Linked DNA regions of Homo sapiens: region 2 is linked to region 1. A link is a loop called in an ENCODE intact Hi-C map of the cell type or tissue named here. Cell type or tissue: heart right ventricle. All regions are shown on one strand. Links, peaks and the distances in the headings refer to the core of each region. The heading gives the core; the rest is flanking DNA.

What was found. A loop is a pair of places that touch in the nucleus more often than their neighbours do. Peaks named below come from ENCODE experiments on the same cell type or tissue, not always from the same donor. Only the 100,000 strongest peaks of a DNase experiment are listed, where the experiment ranks them.
Region 2: it touches region 1 in a loop (7-fold over the local background); 37 of 110 quality-filtered maps call a loop at or near these places.

What each region holds. Positions count from the first base shown.
Region 1 is chr17:58,580,176-58,585,546 of GRCh38, forward strand. TEX14 (testis expressed 14, intercellular bridge forming factor) reads right to left here. Exons shown (of 32, transcript NM_031272.5): 19 at 4,325-4,425. It overlaps LOC107985048 (a long non-coding RNA gene), which reads left to right. Exons shown (of 3, transcript XR_001752952.2): 3 at 1-52. Among named protein-coding and RNA genes, the nearest start is that of SEPTIN4, 39 kb to the left of the region's middle. In heart right ventricle, for the core only: no CTCF peak of the experiment used is centred there; no DNase peak of the experiment used is centred there.
Region 2 is chr17:58,529,823-58,535,193 of GRCh38, forward strand. All of the region lies in intron 3 of SEPTIN4 (septin 4), which reads right to left. The region is part of intron 2 of SEPTIN4-AS1 (SEPTIN4 antisense RNA 1); the gene reads left to right. Among named protein-coding and RNA genes, the nearest start is that of SEPTIN4, 12 kb to the right of the region's middle. RefSeq lists an enhancer at 1,392-1,892 and a silencer at 1,990-2,439. In heart right ventricle, for the core only: a CTCF peak has its summit at 4,731 (motif pointing right); a DNase peak (open chromatin) is centred at 2,327; H3K4me3 peaks cover 2,568 bases; H3K27ac peaks cover 2,904 bases.

The DNA of each region.
Region 1 (5,371 bases), core at 64-5,063:
TCATTTCCTTTTTTTCAAACAAGGTCTTGCTATGTTGCTCAAGCTGTTCTCAAACTCCTGAGCTCAAGCAATCCTCCCGCCTCAGCCTCCTAAAGTGTTGTGATTATAGACATGAGCCACCACACCTAGCTGAAATTATATATATATATTTTTTGAGACGGAGTCTCATTCTGTCGCCCAGGCTGGAGTGCAGTGGCACGATCTCAGCTCACTGCACCCTCTGTCCCCCGGGTTCAAGCAATTCTCCTGCCTCAGCCTCCCGAGTAGCTGGGAATACAGGCACCTGCCACTGCGCCCGGTTAATTTTTGTATTTTTAGTAGAGACGAGGTTTCACCATCTTGGCCAGGCTGGTCTTGAACTTCTGACCTCACGATCCACCCACCTCGGCCTCCCCAAGTGCTGGGATTACAGGCGTGAGCTACCGCGCCTGGCCTGAAATTACATCTTTGATGCATCCTAGAATTCTTATCAGTCAAATACTGTGATTGACACAATCCTCCCTTTCATATAGGTAAAAGATCCCAAAAAGGTGCCAGGTTAGCAGGGAGGTAGGGTGGAAAATAAGTAAATAAGAGAATTCATCAAAATTCATTTTACAAATGAAAATACTCTGTACAGGAGGTTCTTGTAAAAGCTAGGCAGATTCCCAAGAAAACTTGGTATATTGGACAGTCTCATATTTGTTGCTGAACCCTTGCCTCAATCCTGGCTCTCCCATCACTAAAACTTGGCAGGCTGGAGTTAATTAATTCCGTATATCTGCAGAACACCAGTCTTCCTCAGAGAGAGGAATGATAGCCTTGTCCTTTCCCATTAGGAAGTATGAATTAAGTAGCATGAATAAAAACATTTTGAGCCAGGCATGGTGGCTCACGCCTGTAATCCCAGCATTTTGGGAGGCCGAGGCGGGCGGATCACGAGTTCAGGAGTTTGAGACCAGCCCGACCAACATGGTGAAACCCCATCTCTACTAAAAATACAAAAATTAGCTGGGTGTGATGGCACACGCCTGTAATTCCAGCTACTCAGGAGGCTGAGGCAGGAGAATCGCTTGAACCCGGGAGGCAGAGGATGCGGTGAGCCGAGATCACACCACTGCACTCCAGCCTGGGTGACAGAGCGAGACTCTATCTCAAAAATTAAAAAAAAAAAAAAGTTTTGAAAAAAAAGTACAAAGTGCTGTATAAATGCAGTAACCACAATTTTGGGAGAAACTGCACATGACTTCCCATCCTCAAAAATAAAAAAATTTTCAGATGTTTTTCAAAACACGTATGAATGCATGGGTTCATATCACACTCCTGACACCAAAAAAGGTATAAAAAATCCTGGTAGACATTACATACTTTGATATGTAAGCTATTTTTCTCAATAAAAGAAATAAGGCAATGGAGAAAGGTGAAAAGGTACTTTACCCTGAACTGCGTTTTTTACCTCTAGAGCTAAGTTTTCTTGAGCAGTCGAGGAGTAAAAATATTCACCGTCTGGAGTTAAAAATTCATCTGTTATATCCTCAGAAGACTCTGGTGAACAAGTTGATTGCATGGACTGATGCTATTAATAATGTAGGAAATCACTTTTAAGTTGCTGTTCATTGTAACGAAATCCCTTTATAGTTGGATGCAGTGTTAACAACGGGGTTATCTAACACTACCCAGCAGTCAGTGTGACACTGAGCTGACTCTCCCTACCTCTTTGTGCATGTGCCTCTGCCTTCCCTTCCTGGTGGGGAAAAGCAGCTGTTAACTGACTGGAATAGCATGAAGGAATGCTAATCCTGAGCCTCAGCATCATCATCTGCAGAATGGGTGGAGATGAGGTGACCGTCCTATTCTAATATTCTAAATAAGGAGAAAGGCCCTAGTCAACTCAAGTTGAGGACTGAATTTAAACACACTAATCCCTCACAGGCAGAGACATAGCCCATGTGTTGGCATCATCTTACAGATGAGGAGGCTGCGGCTACTCAGAACCTGTGAGTCCCTTGAGTATTATAGGTTAAAGGCAAATGAAGAAGCATTTTAAAAACAGCAATGTAGTCTCAATAATAAAAATAAAATAGTAAAAAGCAGCAAATTTATATTTACTTATTTATTTTTCTGAGACAGAGTCTCTCTCTGTCACTCAGACTGGAGTGCAGAGGTGCGATCTTGGCTCACTGCAACCTCCACCTCCCAGGTTCAAGTGATTCTCCTGCCTCAGCCTCCTGAGTAGCTGGGACTATAGGCATGTGCCACCATGCCCAGCTAATTTTTGTATTTTTAGTAGAGAGGGGTTTCACTATGGTGGCCAAACTGGTCTTGAACTCCTGACTTCGTGATCTGCCTGCCTCTGCCTCCCAAAGTGCTGGGATTACAGACATGAGCCACCACACCCGGCCTGCAAATTTCTTTTTTTTTTTTTTTGAGACAGAGTCTTCCTCTGTCACCCAGGCTGGCGTGCAGTGGCATGATCTCGGCTCACTGCAGCCTCCGCCTCTGGGGTCCCAGTGATTCTCCTGCCTCAGCTTCCCAAGTAGCTGGGATCACAGGTGTGTGCCACCACACCTGTCTACTTTTTGTATTTTTAGTAGAGATGGGGTTTCACCATGTTGGCATGGCTGGTCTCAAACTCCTGACCTCAAGTGATCCTCCCACCTCGGCCTCCCAAAGTGCTGGGATTATAGGTGTGAGCCACCGCGACCGGCCTGCAAATTTATTTCTTTAGCATCTCTGCTCCACCCCTTTTTTCCTGCTTATTTCACAATATTCAGGACCTGATTACTATGTGGCCAAACAAATGGCTCACTTCAGTCTTTTTTTTTTTTTTTTTGAGACATGGTTTCATTCAGTCCACCCAGGCTAGAGTACAGTGGCGCAATGACAGCTCACTGCAGCCTTGAACTGCTGGGCTCAAGCGATCCTCCTGCCTCAGCCTCCCGAATAGCTGAGACTACAGGTGCACACTATCATGCCTGACTAATTTTTATTTTTTTTAGACAGGGTCTCACTCTGTCCCCCAGGCTGGAGTGCAGTGGCCTGATCATGGCTCACTGCAGCCTCAACCTCCCCAGACTCAGGTGATCCTCCCACTTCAGCCTCCCAAGTAGCTGGGACTAGAGGCATGCAGCATATCCAGCTAACTTTTGTATCTTTTGTAGAGATGGGGTCTTGCCATGTTGCCAAGGCTGGTCTCAAACTCCTGGACTCAAGCAATCTGCCCACCTTGGCCTCCCAAAGGGCTGGGATTACAGGAGTGAGCCACTGCACTCAGCTGATTTTTACATTTTTTTGTAGGCAGGGTCATACTATGGTGCCCAGCCTGGTCTTGAACTCCTGGCTTTAAGCGATCCTCCAGCTTCAGCCTCCCAATGTACTGGAATTATAGGTGTGAGCCACTACACCCAACCTTCAGTGATCTCTTGGCAGAGATTTTGTGACTAATTTCCTCGGACACTGCTTTTTGCCACACACTTCCCTTCCTGTGCACTTAACAGCTGCTCCTCTTTACCTCTCATCAAACTGAATTCGTCCTGGCCTCCGGCAGACATTCCCCACTTTCCTGCCTAGGCCTGCTTCTCCAGCTCAGCCAGTATGGTTAATATGACTGTTCTTCCAGCCCTCAAGTCCGAGAAAGAATAAGTTGATCTTATGAATGGTTCATATGCCATGATTAAATACAATAGGTCAAAAGACCTTACATTTTATCACTATTGTATTCATATATTGTATCATTCTCAATTGCTGTCTATATTCTTTAAATGATTGCAATCCCATGTCAATGACAATAAAAAAATTTTGGTTTCTTAGTCTGGCTGCGCTATGGCCTAGAGTGTGTTAAAGCCCTGAAGCAAGGCTGTAACTGCAGTGGAAACGCATATAGATCCTGCTGAGGTGCAGTTGTCAGGCACAAACACATCACTTCCACTGAGCTGGGTGCTGAGTTTGGCCCTTAGAGGATATTCCAGGTGAAGATACTCTCATAGCAACCCTGCCCTTGCTTTTCCTACTCCTAACTGACCTCAGTCGCCTGCTGGGGAAGGAGCTTTGCCCTAGTTTTGTTTAGCAAACTATGCCAGAAACTCATGTGCCAAAGCTGAATCTGACACTTTTCTGTACTCTCCCAATCTCCAGGATACACAATTCATTGAGTTGAACTGACTTTTTAAAAAGTATCAGACAGGAGGAAAGATTATTTTATTCATGTCAGTGACATGAAGGCACATGCTCCAGCCAAAAAGAACTACTATAGCTATTATTTTGGTGTCATAACACATAACAATAACTCAGTTCTATCTTATTAGATCTTTGGGTTCAACTTGGCTTTCCAGGCAGTATTACTTACACTGTAAGATTTCTCTACAGCCACCAATGTGTCAGAACTTGCTTGGAAGGCTTCACTATGCTCTGGTTGCTCCTTTTGTCTGGGAGATGGGTGCCTGATACCTAATGATTGTAACACAGTCAGGGTCAAAGTCATTCAGTGATATTCAGACAACATGGAAGAGGATAAAGGTGGCATGAAAGAAGAGATGTATACATATTCTGCCAAGAGTGGCCATGTCCCATACGTTAGGTTCAGTCCAGAGAGTAGAGACTGTTAGTTTAGCCTGACCCCAAAATGCAGCCCTGGATCATCTGCCCACCCATTCGAGAGTGATGCTTGACAAGAAACAGATTCTAAATACAAATAATACCCAAGCCAATAGATTTTCTGCCTAAGACAAATGACAAGTTTAGATGTATCTTTCTTTAACTTATAAACAACTGTGAAACAATATCCATGCCCTGATTATAAGCAAATTATCAACTGAAAATATACAGCCTTCATTTTTTTTAACCTGTAAATCTATAAACCGATGACAATAAATGTCATGTGTCTCTAGGTTCCTCCAGCATAGACTCTCTGGAAAAATTTAATGCCAGCTTAGAATACATTCTAAATAAATTCTGGGAGAATTTAATTTCAGCTTAGAATACAATGCAGAGACATGGGCAGTAGGCAGTGATGGCCTACCTCTATCCCCAGGTAAAGAAGGATCGATTCCTCGCCAAAACCAGGGTCAGTATTTGATTATTTTACTTCCTTTGGACAAAGGGACCTGTTTCAGTAATATAAAAACTGATCAGTGTCTGGATCTGTTTGCCTGTGGGAAATGCAATGAGATATAGGGCTATACTGTCTTCCCCTGGAATTCAAGGTTTCCAGAAAAGTAGGAAAGGAGAGAGGACCAAACCAAAAAAAATATGCTGGAAAGTTTACTTTTTTGAGAGCTGATAACTTTTTTTTACTTTTATTTTTATTTTGAGACAGGGTCTCACTGTCACCCAAGCTGGAGTGCAGTTTCATGATCACAGCTCACTGCAACCTCCACCTCTCAGGTCCAAGTGA
Region 2 (5,371 bases), core at 267-5,266, 50 kb before region 1:
GAGGAACGTCACTGTTTCAGAAATCTGCTCCTAAATTTCCCTGCAGGGAGCATCAGCCACAGAGAAGACTTTGCTCCAGGGACTCCCCTTACCCTAGGACACCTGACCTCTGACTTATAGCAACCTGTATCAATTAGATCACTCCATGGCTTCCATAGTGTCAACAGGGGAGCTGTTAGCACTTGGTCTCTGAGGAGCACGGGTTCAAGGCAATGGGAGGCTGGCAGCCCAGAAGCTTCAGAGCTGCCATTTAGGTGGGAGATAAATTAAGGGGCCTGGTTGGAAGTGTGCACTCAACTAGGGGTCAGGGGTCCACTGTTTCTGGTTGGGTGGAAACATCTTTTGTGAGTCTGGATAGTGTCTTAATTTGAGGACCTTAATGTTCAGTTGTGAATGGCCCTTCCTTGCCTCCCAGCGAGGCTGGGGAGAGAAAGCACTCCCAGATGATAGATACCTTAAGCTGCTTTGAACCTGAGAAGAGAAGGTGCATCCCAAGTCACAGGATGGTCATTAATGTTGGCCTGTCATTCTTTTCACATGTAAATTTAAACCCCCTGGCATAGCTGGGTTGGGGGGGTCTCCCCCACTGATTCCCAAAGCAGCTAGGACACTGACCTCCTTTGACAAAGAGACCCTCATAGAGGAGTCTGATCTGAACCAGTCAGCCTAAGAACTTGGCTGGCTTGAGGGCAGGGGCCTGAGGATGGGGACTTTGGTGATGGTGGTTGGGGTGGAGGGGGGTGTGTCTTTAATTAGAGAAGAACAGTGTGGCCTCGGACAAGCCGAAAGCACCAAGACCTCAGCTGAACTGAAGTTAGTGTGTGGCAGAAAAAGCCCCTCTAGCCCCTGCTGGGCTTGGCACTGGGGACAATCAGTGCTTCCCTAGGCTTCCATCCCTAGAACAATCAGTCCATCCATCCACCATGTGGGGAGAAGTGGGGGAAAGGAATAAGGACAGGCCTCTCTCAGGAACCCCCGTTGGGGGAAGGTCACAGGGTCACCAAGACTTCCTGGCCAAGGCTTGGGCCTCTGCCTGGACACAGCTTGAGAGACAAGAGCCCAAAAGGTTGGCCCTACCAAACCTGAAAGCTTCTGATCCCAGGGGGCCCAGGGAGCTCCCTTCTGGAGGCTGCCCACAGCCAACATCCCGCCCCACAGGCTGGTCAGTGATCCCCCCCTGCTGTAAACAGTTTGTGTCCCCCAATGCAGAGGGCAAAGGCTGTGGGGCTTCCAGACTGAGAGGAGAGGACGGTGTGTGGCCTAGAGGTCCTGACACCCTTACGTTATTTGTGGCAGGCTCTGGCAACAATGTCAGGAGAAGAGATTACATCTTCAGAGCCAAGCATCAAAAACTTCCTACCTGGGCACCTCCAGGGAGGCTGGCTGGGGTTACTGTTTCTCTTCCCACTACAGGCAGGTGGCAGGGATGGGTGCCCCCACCCCCACACACTGCAGAGGGACCTGGCTGGTGGGGAGGGAGCGGGTAGATGCAGCAGGAGGAAGCTTTCCCATGGTTCCTGTCCCAGGGGCAGAAGGATATAGCTAATCCCACCGGGCAGGATGGTGGGCTGGGCCTCCCCCTCTCTGGGGTCCCTTTGGGAAAGGGCCAGGGACTGCCCCTTGTCAGGCTGAGGGAAGGAGGGGCCAAGCGTCTTACCATCCCTCCTGGTGAGGCAGGCAGTGTTTGTGGGCCTCCTCTGCGTTTTCCAAATGAAGTTGGTACTGGCCCCTGTGCCCAGGGTAGGTGGGTGAGGAGGGGTTACTCAGGTAAAAGCTGACCCAGGCGAGGATGGGGACCCTCACCTCCGCTTATTACTGATGCGCCTTCCCCAGCCCAACAAGCGCGTCTCCACCAGCGGGCACCTCCCTCAGCACGGACCCACCCCTTCGTCCTAGAGCGCAGGCATCACCCAGGGGTTGGCGCCCACTCCGTGGCTGCTCAGAGGGAAAAACTTGGGAGCAGCGACGCACCGCCGCCCGGCAGCAGTGCCAGCCTGTGCCCGGGGCCGGCGACGGCGCCTCCCACCCTGCACAGCCGCGGCTGCGGTGCCGCGGGTCCCCTTGCAGCCGCCCGGGAGCGACCGGCCCTGCGCACCCCAGCCCTGCCCCGCGCCCGCCCGCCTGCCTGCCTGCCTTACCATGGCTGCAGCCCGGGCGGGGCCGGCTCCGCCTGGACAGCGCCCGAGCGACCCGCGGCGGAGCTGCGCGCCGACCTCGCAGCACCGCCGTCACCCTCCCGCCTCCCCGAGTGCGGACCGCTGCGGGAGGGGCCCGGCGGCGGGGGCGGAGCGAGTCGGCCCCGGGGCGGGGCCTGTACCTCAGCTGCTAGCGGTGCCGGCGCGAAGTGGGTCGGGGTGCCCAGCTGGGGGCCGGCCTCGCAGCCCGCGACCCCCGGATGCGCAGAGTATGCAGAGTCACCCAGGACAGAGCGGGGAGCCTCAGCTCCTCGTCCCCGGGCTGCACTGGACACCTGGCTCTTTTTTACTCAGCTCCAGAAGCACCGCGGGGGCTTGAGCCAGTTCCCAAAGAAAAAGGAACGGCCCACCTGACATCCCCAGAAGGAGACGCCTTTGGAAGGGAGGGGGAGTTGCTGCATGAGTTGGAGAGAAACCATTAGTTACCGCAGGGATTCAACAAGGTTTTCACAAAGTGAATCCGGCTGATGCCCAAGTTACTGATCACTACACCTCCTAAAGGGGAATGTCAGATATTCTCCACCTCCACCCGAGCTGTGAAGGGGCAGGTTAGAGGCAGGTTCCCTTCATGCAGTACCCCAGATTACAGATTAAAGAGGATTTGCTGCACAAATTATCCAGGGATCATCTGCTGGAAGGATAGAAGGGAGAGGCTGAGTGGCTTTAACAGGGCGGTGTAGCCTTGCCTGTGGCTGAGGACAGTGGGGAGGGCCTCAGGAGAGGCCAACCCAGGCGTGACCCAGGCCCAGCTGGGCCACTCTTCCTCTGACAAGCAGGTGAGATGCCGAGGGGACAGATGCCCCAGAAGCTTTAGAGGCATTAGAGGCTCAGAAAGGTCAGAGCAGCAGCTAGGGGAAGGCAGATGCTTGGTGAGTGGGGTGTTGGTGAGGGATTCCCTGAGCTAAGTAGGGTCTGAGCTGGTCAGGCTCCTGTGGAAGTTTCCAGAAGCATGTCCCTTCCTGACCCGCAAGACCCCTCTCTCAATGGCAGGCTGACTGGCTTCTGCCTGAATACACTCTGGACAAAACTGAGACCCACAGGCACGGCCCTCTCTGTTGGTAGAAGTGCCAGAGGCCTGCCTGCTGTATTTCAGTCTGACCTGTGAACCAGTAGCACTGGTTGGGACCAGTCAGAACTCAGCCAGGGGAGGGAAGAGGGCCTGGGGCAGCAGGTAAGATCAGGCTGAGAAAAACAATGGGGCTGCTACTGGAGATGTTATTGGCTGTTTGGCACTGGTGGACTGGAAGATGGCAGGGTGTTCATGAGCCAGCCGGTTGAGGAGAAACCTTCCTAGCTGGGTGGCCTTGAGCAACTTACTTCACCTGTCAGGGTCTCAATTTCCATACCTGAAAATGAGGGGATTAAACTAGATGATTTCTAAGCTTCCTTACAGCTCTGGCCTTCTAAAAGTGGATGCAGTGGGGGAAGGAGGATATGCTGTATGCTACTATAGGCCTTGGAGGAAGATAAGAGAACAAGGCAGCAGCAGGAGGTGCTGGAGAAAGGTTGGACATGCAGTGATTCAGGAGAGGGCCCAGGATCTGAGTGAAGGGGGAGGACGTGTAGGATGGGGGCAGCAGCTTGGGTTCCCTGAAAGGGAACCTCTAAAGGTACAGAGAGGCTCCCGGAAAAGACCTGGGGTAGATCAGGGGATCGGAAGCTGTACTCAGGAAAACAAAGACATAAAGAGAGAAACCAATGGCAGTTGGAAGTCTGCAGAAGCAGCAGCTGCTGCTACCATCAGCCCCAAATGTCAAGCTTGGACTATACAAAGCCCCACTGTTCAAAGCCCTGGGCCTCCAATACTCATGTATGCACTCTAAGAATACCTCTTGCGTGCTTCCAGAGTCCTGTGGCCTAGGGTAAGGAGAAAGCCTACATCAGGGAAGACAGGCCCCAGCAGAAACCCTTGTTTTCCTCTATTATAACATGCCCCTCCCCGTGGCCTCAGCTGAATTCCAAGTGTGGACACAGACACATTTCAAAAGGCAGCCCAACCAGCTCATCCTCAGCTGTGGCTGGAATCCCAGCTCTTCTCTGGCACCTGCTGCCCAGGCAGCAGGTTGGTACCAGCTTGCCTTGAGGAAAGTGAGGCCCCAAGCAAGTCCTGGGACCACGGAACTTAGCTCTAAGCCAAGAATATTGGGGTCTAATCTCTTTCTAATCACTGTACCACAGGCCTAACATGAGGCATGCTGGGTGAAATAAAAGCTGAAGACTGACTTTGAGCCATCCCACCTGCACAAGCCCTGCATGCTAACCTACTGCAGCATTCGGAGAGCTCTGAGAGAACTTGGCCTGGGCACAAGTCCCATGCCAACTTGGCTATTATCTCACTGCCTGAAAGTCCCTTGCCCTCTCTGGGCCTCTGTTTCCCCCACTGAAAGAGAAGACTGGACTTCTCCCAAGTCTAGCTCTTACATTCTGTGTGATGGAGGCAGGGTCTAATACCTGCAGGGCCAAGATACAGCAGCCCTTGCGTCAGTCACTGGGGATTTACCGAGTGCTCTTCCTCATCTCCAGCCAGCAGGTGGCCTGGCCAACTCTGCTTCAGCATGGCTTAACTCTTGGAGCGCTAGTTCTCCCTCAAAATTCAACATCCCACCAGGCATTGATGGCCTTGACTACAGTACAACTCCCCAGGCACTGCTAGGGCATGGTATCTGAGCCAAGTGTCTAGGGGAGTGTCTAGCTGGGAAACTCAGCTCAGCCACCATAGCTCTAGCCTGCTGTCTTGGGCTCCGTTGCTTAGGTCAGGCCAACATGATATGTCCTGGCCCCCTCCACTAGGTCTTTCCTGCCCACCCATAGGTGCAGGTTGTATGGCACAGGACCTAAGCAAGGAGGCTGCATGTGGGCCATCCCAGGGCCCAGGTTCAAAGCCGATAATAAAGAGCAATTACCACAGGAAATCAGGATTTCAGATCTGCATGACTAGCAATGGCCACTTCTGCCTTTCAGTAGCTAAGTTTCCCTAAAGTGGCGCAAGAACTAATTGTACATCCCTTCCCCAGTGAGATAGATGAGTCACTGACGATACAGTCAGAGAGTCCTTGGACCAAAGGCTATCACTGGGTTGTGTCTTTCAAGGAAACCTCAGCAAGTCTGTCCAACAAGGTCTGTGGTGGACAAAGGCAATAAACCAAAATACATTAAGCCCAAATCTTCCCCCAGCT